2 separate regions of the Homo sapiens genome follow, and region 2 is linked to region 1. The links are chromatin loops, found by intact Hi-C in ENCODE. Cell type or tissue: CD14-positive monocyte. All regions are shown on one strand. Each heading gives the region's core, and the rest is flanking DNA. Links, peaks and the distances in the headings are about the cores only.

Region 1 (5,389 bases), core at 271-5,270:
AGAATTTAGCTTGCTTGCATCCCCACCCTACACATACAACCAACATATACACAGACAACGTACATTTATATAACACCTTTGGTTTCTCTATTGATTACCTTCTTCATTTAAAATACTATAGTTACACTTTTGTCTCTTCTTCCATCAACTATAGAGCATCCTTTTTGTCTCGTGTGTAAACATACTAACGAATGCAGTTTTCTTTTCCTTTTCACTCCTCCTGTCACTACTACTACCACTATGTTAGCTTATACCTCTGAGATTCTCTTTCTTTTGGTCAATGCTTATTCCAATTATGTAAAGAAAAAACTCACTATTATCTATTAAAACCTTTTTAGAACCTATAATTATATAAGTTATTGCTAGCAGTACATTTGTGCCTCACTTTTGAAGACTATTATTCACTATGAAAATCCACTCTAGTAACACATATATTCTTTTCTTCATATTACGGATGAACATAGATCAAATTTCTTAAAGAACTAAGTTTTACTCAGCCAAAGAAGTACCAGTAGTTTCAATTTATTGTTGAAACTAGAGGCTTTCCATAGTAGAAATCCATCATTAGAAAATAACACAGATTTAGGATAACTTAATGATTTGAAGGAAATCATAGACTAGCTGAGATGAACACAAACCATCTTTTATCTTAATCCTTCTCTACAGAGTATCAGCCTCCTAAACCAAAGATTTCTTTTCATCACTACCTGATGACCTCTGGCACAAATCACCCTATATCCCTTCTGTCTCCAACCCAGTACACACGAGCGACACTCTGTCTCAAAAAATTTAAAAAAAGATTTTATTTTCTCGTTTAGAGCCACACATTTGAGCATCATGGCTGTAGGTACAGATACAGCTGCTGATAAAAAGTCAATGGATTTGAACTGGACAGATTGGACATTAACAGGATTATAGGTTACAGATGTCATGTAAAAACCCCAAGTGGCTTTAAAAACAGAAAAGTCAGTATGTATCATGTAGTGGTAAAGCAGGCTAAGAGAATGGGCTCTACAGTCAGAATGGCTGGTTACAAGGACCGGCTCTGCCACGGCCAGTAGTGTGACTTGAGCATGTTACTCAAGCCTCTGTATCCCAGCTTCGTCAATTTAAAAATCGAGTGCTGTAAGGATTAAAAATAATGGTATATGTAAAGAACTTAACATTGGCATGGCATATAAGAACTTAACAAGTGAGATCCACTAAAATTATTAGGAGTAGTAGTAGTAATAGTATGTTATCGGTCAGAGACAACTTCCCCGATTTTTTTATGTTGGACCTAATCACATCTTTCACTTCTGCACATCTGGTGAAGTCAAATAAATGACTTTCCTTTTCAGAAACCTGCCTTTACCTCTAATTGTAGTCAAGGCAAATAGTCCTGATAGGCAAATAGCCCCCAGGTGACCCTTCTGGTCTGGGCTCACTGAGATATTAACCCCACATTCCTACGGATCCTGGTTTCACATTGTGTCCTTCAAATGCTTTCACCATGCCACTTCTCATAGTCAGCCCCAGTTTTTAAGGTGCATTTAAAATAAGCTTACATTTGGAACCAGCTAAGAATGCTAAAAACAGATGTGCTACTTTCCAGACAGACTGAAGAAATCGTACGAACAACTGATTCAGTACTACCTGGATTGTGACTAAAACCTATCAAATTATAGCTCCTGATAACAAGCCTGAAGAAAAAAGTTAATTTAGTGATAGTGCCCTGTTATTACACATTTAGGGCAAAGAAAAGTACATTTCTATGGCAATTTCCAAGATATTAAAAATGAGATAAAACCAGATGAGAGAAAAACAGAAATCTAGCTCAAGACTTAACATCACCATATGTGAAATATCAAATAAATAGCTACTCTAATCTCAAATGGTAATCTTTCCTTTCAGCCTTTCTCATTTTATTGGACCAAATATTTCAAGCCTCATCTGTGTTCTATTACAATCCTAAAGACAACATGATATCTAGGATAGTGTTTATATATAAAAATAATTTTAGATCAGGAGGTGACAGAAACTGATGTCCAGATTCCATTACCCTAAGACTTCATGTAATTACTTTGTCTTTTTAAAAATCCTTAAATGATCATTTTCTCCTTTGGCACAGAGTCTTTTGACTCCTCTTTTGATGCCAACATAGTCTCATCATGAAAATAAATTGAAAGTAGGTGGTCTGGTTAGTCTTCACAATGCTACATTTTAATCAGGCAAAGCAGTGAAAAACATGATTGTCGAAATGCTGGCGTGTCTTCAAACAACAGTGTATGCTGTCCATTTTACTCTCAGTGAAAAAGCTCTTCAAGAGATTTCGATAAAGGTTTCCTTCCTACTTGCAGTCCACATTTGTAATGTTTATATAAGTGGAGGATATAAATCTTTCTCCAATGAACCCCATGGTTTTTAAAGCAGATTCTTGTTATAAACTGCCTGTTTCCGTTTTGCCTGCCTAAGCAAGCCAGGCAAAGACCATTCGCGAGAGACTGGAACTAATTTAATGTGCTCCAGGTTTAAGCCCCTAGCCTCTGCGCCTTTGCAGGGAGATTTTACACAGTGGATTACTGCTGACTTTAACAATGATTCATATGATAAGTGGCTTTTGATTTGTTTTTTAATGTCAGAAAATATGCATTGGCAAAAGAAATGTCATTGAAATCATTTCGTTAAAGCAATATCCATAAAAAGGGGTGGGGGAAGGAGAATTCAACTTTTCATCAAAAAAAAAAAAGTCTAAATCATGCCAATGTCTTGTTCACATAAATTTATAGTTTTACTCAATGCAAAAGAATACAAAGCTATTTAGAGACAGCTAGATTTAAGACTGGATGAACTGCAAGATAGGATTGGTTGAATCGATATACTTTACCACAAAATTGGTTATTATTATTAAAATACCAAAGCCACACGGAAGATAGACAAAAGCATCATTCTTTATCCAGCCTCAAAGACACCCTGTGTGCTTTTTTCAAAGATTCACAATTCCTTGAAACCAACACTAATTAAAACAGAAACACATTCACAAAACCCGGAGTAAGATCCATCATCCCAAAGCATGGCGGGGGAGGAAAATTTCCTCTGTTTAACTCAAAGGAACAGAGCAGCAACAACATTAATTCAAAAGAAAACAAACTGAGAAACAAAAGTATGTATTATACTATTATTCTAGAGTTCTGCATTTAAGAGGCCTGAACTGTTCATCAAAACATACTTTCAAAATGCCAAATGTAATAAGATATGCTTGTCCCCAATCATCTGTTAGTTTCTTCTGGTTTTTCTTGAAGTTCCTTTGAAAGGATTATCCAAAGTCTTACAGTAGGGGGCAGTATTGTAACATCATGCTCACACTTAAAAGGACTCCAGGTCAGCCCAAAAGAGGAAAAAGGGCCATTATTCATAAAGACTTAACTATGTTGGCATAATTACAGAAATTATTACAAAATTTCAGATTTTTTCCCCAAAGCCTAACCTGCTTTCTTACCACCTACCTATAATATTAAGATGTCTTAAACAATAGAAAAAGCAAATGCTTTTTATTGAAAAAGTCTGTCCAACAATCTGATACATGCTGATTGCTGTTTAGCAGTGAAAGAACTATTTATTGAATGTCATATTTCAAAAGCATGAAGACTTCTCCAATTGCAAATATCCAGATGTTCTTTATTGTAAATATGACATTAGAAGATGGCAAAAAAAAAAAAAAAAAAAAGAAATGAATATTTCATCTTGCTCTAAAATGAAATGCAGAGCTGGTTTATAAACACAAGTCAATGTAACCTATGCTAATGAGATGTTAATTTCAAAAATATGGGGTAAAAAAATATTTACAAGTATAAGAATGTCTTCATATTTTCCAGGAATAAACCTTTTCTTTCCATCTGTCTAGGATGGCTCTTGGCTGGCCTGCTAGGAAATATGGAAACTGAAACTATTTGTACTTAATGCTTGGCTTCCAATGACTTAACAAAATTCTGGGAGTTTGCGGACAGGAAAATGCAAAGTCCTCACCATGTCCCAAGATAAAACATATAGATATATAATGGCAATTTTTTTCCATGCATAATGGTGATCCATATGGATTTCTCTTAATTCTGGAAATACGAGTGATTGCAGCTTTTATTTAATAATTGAAAGCCTTAAGGTCACTAAACAAAACAATAATTACTGTATTTGACTTTAAAAGAATCAAACCTCCTATCATCTTAGGCAAGTACTGTTGTTTATCTTCATCTTCAATTTCAACTCAAATTGAGTTGCTTGTTTTCTGCCTGCTGGCTTTAAGGGGACGGGCTGTTATAAATTCAAACAGGATTTTTTTAAATCTAATAATTTCAACTAAAAAATTATATTAAAAGTATTATTTTATAGACACATAATCTAATATTTTAAATGTAAAAAAAGAGATCCTAAGAATACTAAAACCTATGAAATATCATATGAAGCCAGCAATTATTGTAATCATGTTTAAATGCTATAAATTTTCAGTTTCAGTACTTCAAGTTATAGTTTATTCTAGTCTTATTATTATACATTATACTCTCTCTACTTGTCCATTTTTGTTTAAGTTGTTTTGGAGTTGGGGATGTTTTGGTTTTATGCTGTGTGAGTGAATGTGTGTGTGTGTGCATGTGTGTATACATGTGTTCATTTAAAGATCCTATAAGAACCCTCATATGTATACTTCTTGGAGAATATGGACTGCTCCTATGCTTTATCACCCAGGTTTTCTCAACTGTTGTGATAGGTTCCTTTTCAAGACTTAACAGAAAAACTGTGCCTATAATTACCATCAAATTTCCCTCAAATTGAGCTAAACAGCATACATTTGAGTTGCCAAATGGGACATAATTCTTCATAATTACCGTCCAAAAGAGCTTGTGACAGTTACAACAAAGTAATTCACTAATGGAAGAGCACCAGGTATGCATTTTCCTGAAACATCTGTTTGAAATGCTGGGTCATTTGAAGAGTATGTAAAATGCTCCCATCTTCTAATTAGTTTCTCACCAACCAAAATATCACTGCCAAACTTAACTAGTTTGAGGGGCCAAGGTTCTTCTGTAGCAAAGCCAATATAACCACTCAGTCCCTCTAAAGGCAAGCACTTGTTTCATCTCTGAGTGATGGCATTTGTGATGGAAAAGAAGGCAGCATTTCCTTCTAATAATAACATTTTTCCTTATTATTTCATTTCTCCATCATCTGTAGTCAGAAAGCACCCTGACATACTACATAAAATGCTTGCTTATTTTCTTGCTTCTCTCCCTTCTTTATCTATCTGATCGAATGAGAGGGGAGATGATTACAAACAACAGAGTATGAACTTTGGGTTGTGTAGTATAAGAAGAAATACATTTGGTTTTTGTTTCTGGTTCCTGGCAAAGAGCACCAA
Region 2 (5,389 bases), core at 313-5,312, 610 kb after region 1:
ACTCATTTTCTATAATCAATCTATTTTGCCTTAGATGTACCTCAATAGCTACTAGTGAATTTTGGTACCCAAGTCCAGTCTGGTTGCCAGAATAAACTGTGTGTTGGGGGTGTGTCTGTGGTATGTGGGTGTGTATGCGTCTACCTCAGTGAATTCTGGGTTTTGCTCAGTTCTAATCAGTCTCACTTGCTAGTGGTCTTGTTGGTCTCTATATCCGACTATGATATATCAGTCAGGACCCTTTCAGTTGCAAGTAAAAGCAACCAATTTTTTTTTTTTTTTGAAGCAGACTCTTGCTCCGTTGCCAAGGCTGGAGTGCAGTGGCACAATCTCAGCTCACTGCAACCTCTGCCTCCCGAGTTCAAGCGATTCTCCTGCCTCCCAGGTAGCTGGCATTACAGGCTTGCGCCACCATGTTTCGCTAATTTTTGTGTTTTTTTAGTAGAGATGGGGTTTCGCCCGTTGACCAGGCTGGTCTTGAACTCCGGACCCTAGGTGATCCGCCTGCTTCAGCCTCCCAAAGTGCTAAGATTACAGTCCTGAGCCACTGTGCCTGGCCAAAAGAAACCAAATTTAAATTAATTTAAACAATAAGGGCCAGGCTTTGGCTTATCTAATGGAAAGAGCCAGGAGATACATCTTCAAGTACAGTTGGCTTCAGGCACTCAAAGGTGTTGCCAAAATCCTTTGCTCTACTTTCCTTTACTTTGGCTTCACTCCCAGGTGGCTTTAGCTTCTGTAGTGGCCACGATAAGCCCCAGAAGCTCCTGACTTTTATTCTACCAGCTTATCACACAACAGACAGAGGCTTGGTCTAGACGGAGAGACATAGTTCTTCTCAATAATTTAGTTCTTCTCAATAATTGTGATGACTTTATGTGGCTTAACCTAGAACCAGGGGCAGCATATGGTGGTTGGGGTCAGCTGTGATTTAACCCCATCAATTGGAAGAGGGGAACTTGGGATTACTCAGCAAAAAACTCTGAGTGAAGTAGCAAAAGAAGGATCTTAATGAATGGTGAAAATGGATTCATGCCTTCTACAGTTATGCACAGTCATAGGAGACCAACGTTCAGATTCTAAAGATGACGCTCAGATACATGTGTTGAAAGAAGACCAAGAGACCAGAAGCCAAATGCAAAGCTGGTGTAAGTGACACAGCCAGTACCTCATTTAATGCAAAATTGAAAAGGATGGGGGAGATAAGCAGTTACTCAGTTGTGTAGAAGTTTACAAAATACCCATCTCTAAGAATTTCACTGGATCTTCCCAAATTTGTTAGCATCTTGGTATTAATTAACTTAATGGCATAATTGACGACTAGTAAGTTTATCCAAAATGTGGGCCCTGTTTTAGCTGAAGTGCTTGTGAAAACGCAGATAACTGGGCCCTGGACCTCTTTGTCATGCTACCTGGAAATAGAGTATCTGTATTTGAATATTCTCCCTAGGAGATTTTTTTTATAAACTGGCATCTTGATAAAATTTAATAATTTTGGACTATGGGATATATGTTTCCATTTCATTCCAATTGGCATTTGCTCCACACTTGGTGGATGCTGAATGCATAAGAGACAATGGTCCCATGTTATAACTAGAATATAGATAAGTATCTTTAATAATAGGGTTAGTGTGGTGCATTGAATTATTAGCCTCAGCTTTGCACCTCTAGAGCCACATCCTTGCCTTTGACCTTATTTTGGCAGAGAGCACTACCCTGCCTCTTGACTTTGCATTCAGTCATGTGATTTGCTTTGGCCAATGGAATGTCGACAGATGTAGCAGTATACAATCTGAGCATAGACCCAAGAGATCTTCCATATATTCATGTGCCCTGTTTCTCTTCCCCCAAATCCCTGAGAGGAGCTTGCCCTAAACAGTGGCTGCATTTCGTTCTGGGTCCAAAGTGAACATATTTGGAACAATTCCCCACATAAGTTCAACTGGACCCATAGTTTGAAGCAGAGCCTCCCCAAGAAGCCAAACCTGGTTCAACCAACCCCAATGTCACTGACAGATTCATGAGAAGAAGCAGTTGTTTTAACTCACTAGGCTTGAGGGTAGTTTGTTGCACAAGGTCATTGTAGTAACAGCAGCTAACCAGTACAGTGAGGGGTTGGAAATATCTTTGGGGGATTGCTTTGGTTTGCTTGGGGGTTGATGCCTTGTCTTGGAGGTTAATGTTTGGTTTGTTTGGGGTTTGTATTGAGGAGGCAATTTGTAGAGTAAGCAGTTGCAACTTCGTTAGAAGGGATCTTTCTGGGTCCCTGGTATGTGGCCCTAGCTCTGTGGGAATCCAGAGGAGATGAAGAGGAAACTGGTGTTTATTGTCAGTATTATCAACAGCAGCAACAAATATTGGGTGCGCCTACCATGTGCCAAGTACTAGGTGGGGATTACGAGAGGAATAAGGAAAGACCCAAGCTCTAGAAAAACGTACAGTCTCTTTGCAGGACCATTCCTGGGTTTCATTAGAAATATCTGAATATATTGTCTCAGACTGGCCAGGTTTCTTGTAGGGCTTGCTAGTTGAGAAATTAGATCCTTAAAGGAAAAATATTCTCACTGATTCTACCCACCATTCTCATCTTTACACCCAACAAAACCTCACTAAGAGGTTTCTGAGGAGCCAGAAGTTGGATGGATTAACTTGGAGTTAGTGAACTGCAGAAATCTCTTCCCACTGGTGGTTCCTGTGGGTTTCAGAATAGCAAAGCTGAAAGTTCACTTGATGTATTAAGCACAATCAAAAATCCATTACCTCCCTGAGGCCACTACTCCTCCTTTTTGGTTGAGACTGCTACCCAGGACCAGCTACATAATTTGTGAGGCTCAGTGCGAAATGAAATTCAGGGCCCATTCAAAAATTACTCAGAATTTCAAGACAGCAAGCACAGAACATTAAACCAGGCGTGGACCCCTCTGAGCTTGGGGCCCATTGTGACTGCACAAGTCTCAAGCCAGGAAGCTGGCTCTGCTGCCACCTGCAGGTAGTGCAAATAGCTGATGTCTACACATATGTAAAAGGAAGCACCAGCAAAGTTTCCAGTCCTGAGTGGATTTGAGAAGATGGCCCTGCAGACATTCATTCAAAAAGCTCTCATGGTGCTGACCCATTCCAGACCTGCCCTGCCCCCTGCTCAGCCCACTCCAGTTGCTGAAGGACAAGGGTGGACACCAGTTACCAGGAACCATTCTGCAATTCCAGCAGCCCTCTGGCTGGACTTTTTCTCCAATCATTCAGAAAACATTTGTCTGTGAGCCCCTCGAAGTGCTTCAGATGCAATCCAGACTTGCCCATGGACTTGAGCAGTTACAGCTGTATTGTACAGGTTGCATAAAGGAACTGCAGGAGACTTTCTATTGCCATGAGGGCGACTGCCCAGGGCCCAGGGCTCAGGGCTCAGGACAGCATAGAAACACTAGTGCCAGATTCCACCATGGTGAGAGAATTGCCTCGATGCTGCAGAAACTCCAGGGCCTCCCAGATGCACTATCACTCTTATCACGTGCAGACATTTGGCAGACAGGCCTTCCTTTGAAGTCCCAGCAAAATGATGGCGAGTTCTCCTGCTAAGGAACATGTGGCTGGCAACAGGAGGAAGAGTAAAGTGGCGGTCCCTTCCTTTCCACAAAAGTTTAGGAGTTGGCATTTCTTTTTCCACAGTGTTAGAGCTTCTGCTATTGATGCAAAGGGCTAAAAGCTGACCTGCTCCTTTGTCATCTTGGAAAACCTCAGGACAATGCTTAAGACCAAGGTGAAATTACCTATTTTGTGTGCTCCTGATTTTCCTTAAAGAAATAAAAAAGGGAACGATTTGGCTAAGGATGGACATGGTCTAAATCAGGGGTTCTCAAAGTGTGGTTCTCAGATTGTAACCTCTTAAAAATATAGATTCTTTCACTTGAACCCGGAAAACAGAGGTTGTAGTGAGCTGGGATCGAGCCAGGGCACTCCAGCCTGGGCAACAGAGCAAGACTCCATCTCAAAATAGATAGATAGATGATAGATAGATAGATGATAGATAGATAGATAGATAGATAGATAGATAGATAGATACACAGATTCTAGACTCTGCTCAGATCTACTGAAGGAGATACCATGAGGGCAGGACCCAGCAATCCATGTTTAACAATCCTTCTAGGTGATTCTGATACACCATTGGCCTAAATAGCAGATCCTCATTGCCTGTATATTAGTTTGCTATGGCTGTCTTAACAGAGTACTGCAGACTGGTGGCTTAAACAACAGAAATTTACTTTCTCACAGTTCTGGAGGCTGGAAACCCAAATCAAGATGCTGGCAGGGTTGGTTTCTAGCGAGGTTTCCCTCCTTGGCTTGCAGACAGCCGCCTTCTCACTGTGTCTTCATGTGGCTTTTTCTCTGTGTGCAAGGACTCCTGGAGTCTCTTCCTCTTCTTACATAGACACCAGTCTTGTTGGATTAAGATCCCACTCTAACGACCTCATGTAAGCTTAATTACCTCCTTAACAATCCTGTCTCCGAATATAGTTACCCTGGGGGTTAGAGCTTCAACATATACATTTGGTGGGGAACACAATTTGGTCTATAATAGCCTGACACCATCAGACCACCAGTTTTCAACATTAAGCCTTCCAAGGACTATAACAGTAATAACGCACATTAAGTTGGCATTTCTACTTGCCGGATCTGTGCTAAGTGCTTTTACATGCATGATTACCTGTATTATTATCCCTACTTTGCCATTGGGAAACAAGCTCAGCATGTTATCTGCCAAACCTCACAGCTGATGGCAAAACCAGGCTCTAAACACAGGAGGTCTGATGCCAAACTCAAAGTTCTTAATCACTACTGAGGTAGTAGCCGCAAGCCCCGGCTACCACTCTTGGTTTTTGTTGTTGTTGTTATCAGCATATACGTAGTTTTTATTCTTTTATGTAGCGGCATACCATTACATTTTATGAATGTGACATAATACAAATAGGCGTTGTCCCTCTATTGTTGGAAATTTAGATTGTTTCTAGGTTTTACTTTTCTATTGTGTATATTTAAGGTGTACAACATGATGTTTTGATATACTACATAGTAAAATGGTTATCATAGTTAAGCAAATTAGCATATCCTCATCTCATATAGTTACTTACTTTTTCTCGTGCTAAGAAGCACCTAAAATTTACTCTGTTAGCAAATTTTCAGTATACACTTCAATATTATTAACTACAGTCCTCATGCTTTGCATTAGATCTCTAGACTTTTTCATCCTACCTAACTTCAACTTTGTACCTCATGTCCTCCCCTTTACTCCTGGTAACCACCAATCTACTCTTTGTTACCATGTGTCCAACTCTTTTTTTAAAGATTCCACATATGAATGAGATCATACAGTATTTGTCTTTCTGTGTCTGGC

The links. Peaks named below come from ENCODE experiments on the same cell type or tissue, not always from the same donor. Only the 100,000 strongest peaks of a DNase experiment are listed, where the experiment ranks them.
Region 2: a loop joins it to region 1, with 5 times the contacts of the local background. A loop is called at or near these places in 18 of 110 quality-filtered maps.

The regions. Positions count from the first base shown.
Region 1 is chr4:53,194,062-53,199,450 of GRCh38, forward strand. The region is part of intron 4 of SCFD2 (sec1 family domain containing 2); the gene reads right to left. Among named protein-coding and RNA genes, the nearest start is that of SCFD2, 170 kb to the right of the region's middle. RefSeq lists an enhancer at 1,246-5,052. In CD14-positive monocyte, for the core only: CTCF peaks have their summits at 3,284 (motif pointing right) and 3,486; a DNase peak (open chromatin) is centred at 3,340.
Region 2 is chr4:53,801,963-53,807,351 of GRCh38, forward strand. No RefSeq gene overlaps it. Among named protein-coding and RNA genes, the nearest start is that of LNX1-AS2, 210 kb to the left of the region's middle. In CD14-positive monocyte, for the core only: a CTCF peak has its summit at 2,973 (motif pointing left); no DNase peak of the experiment used is centred there.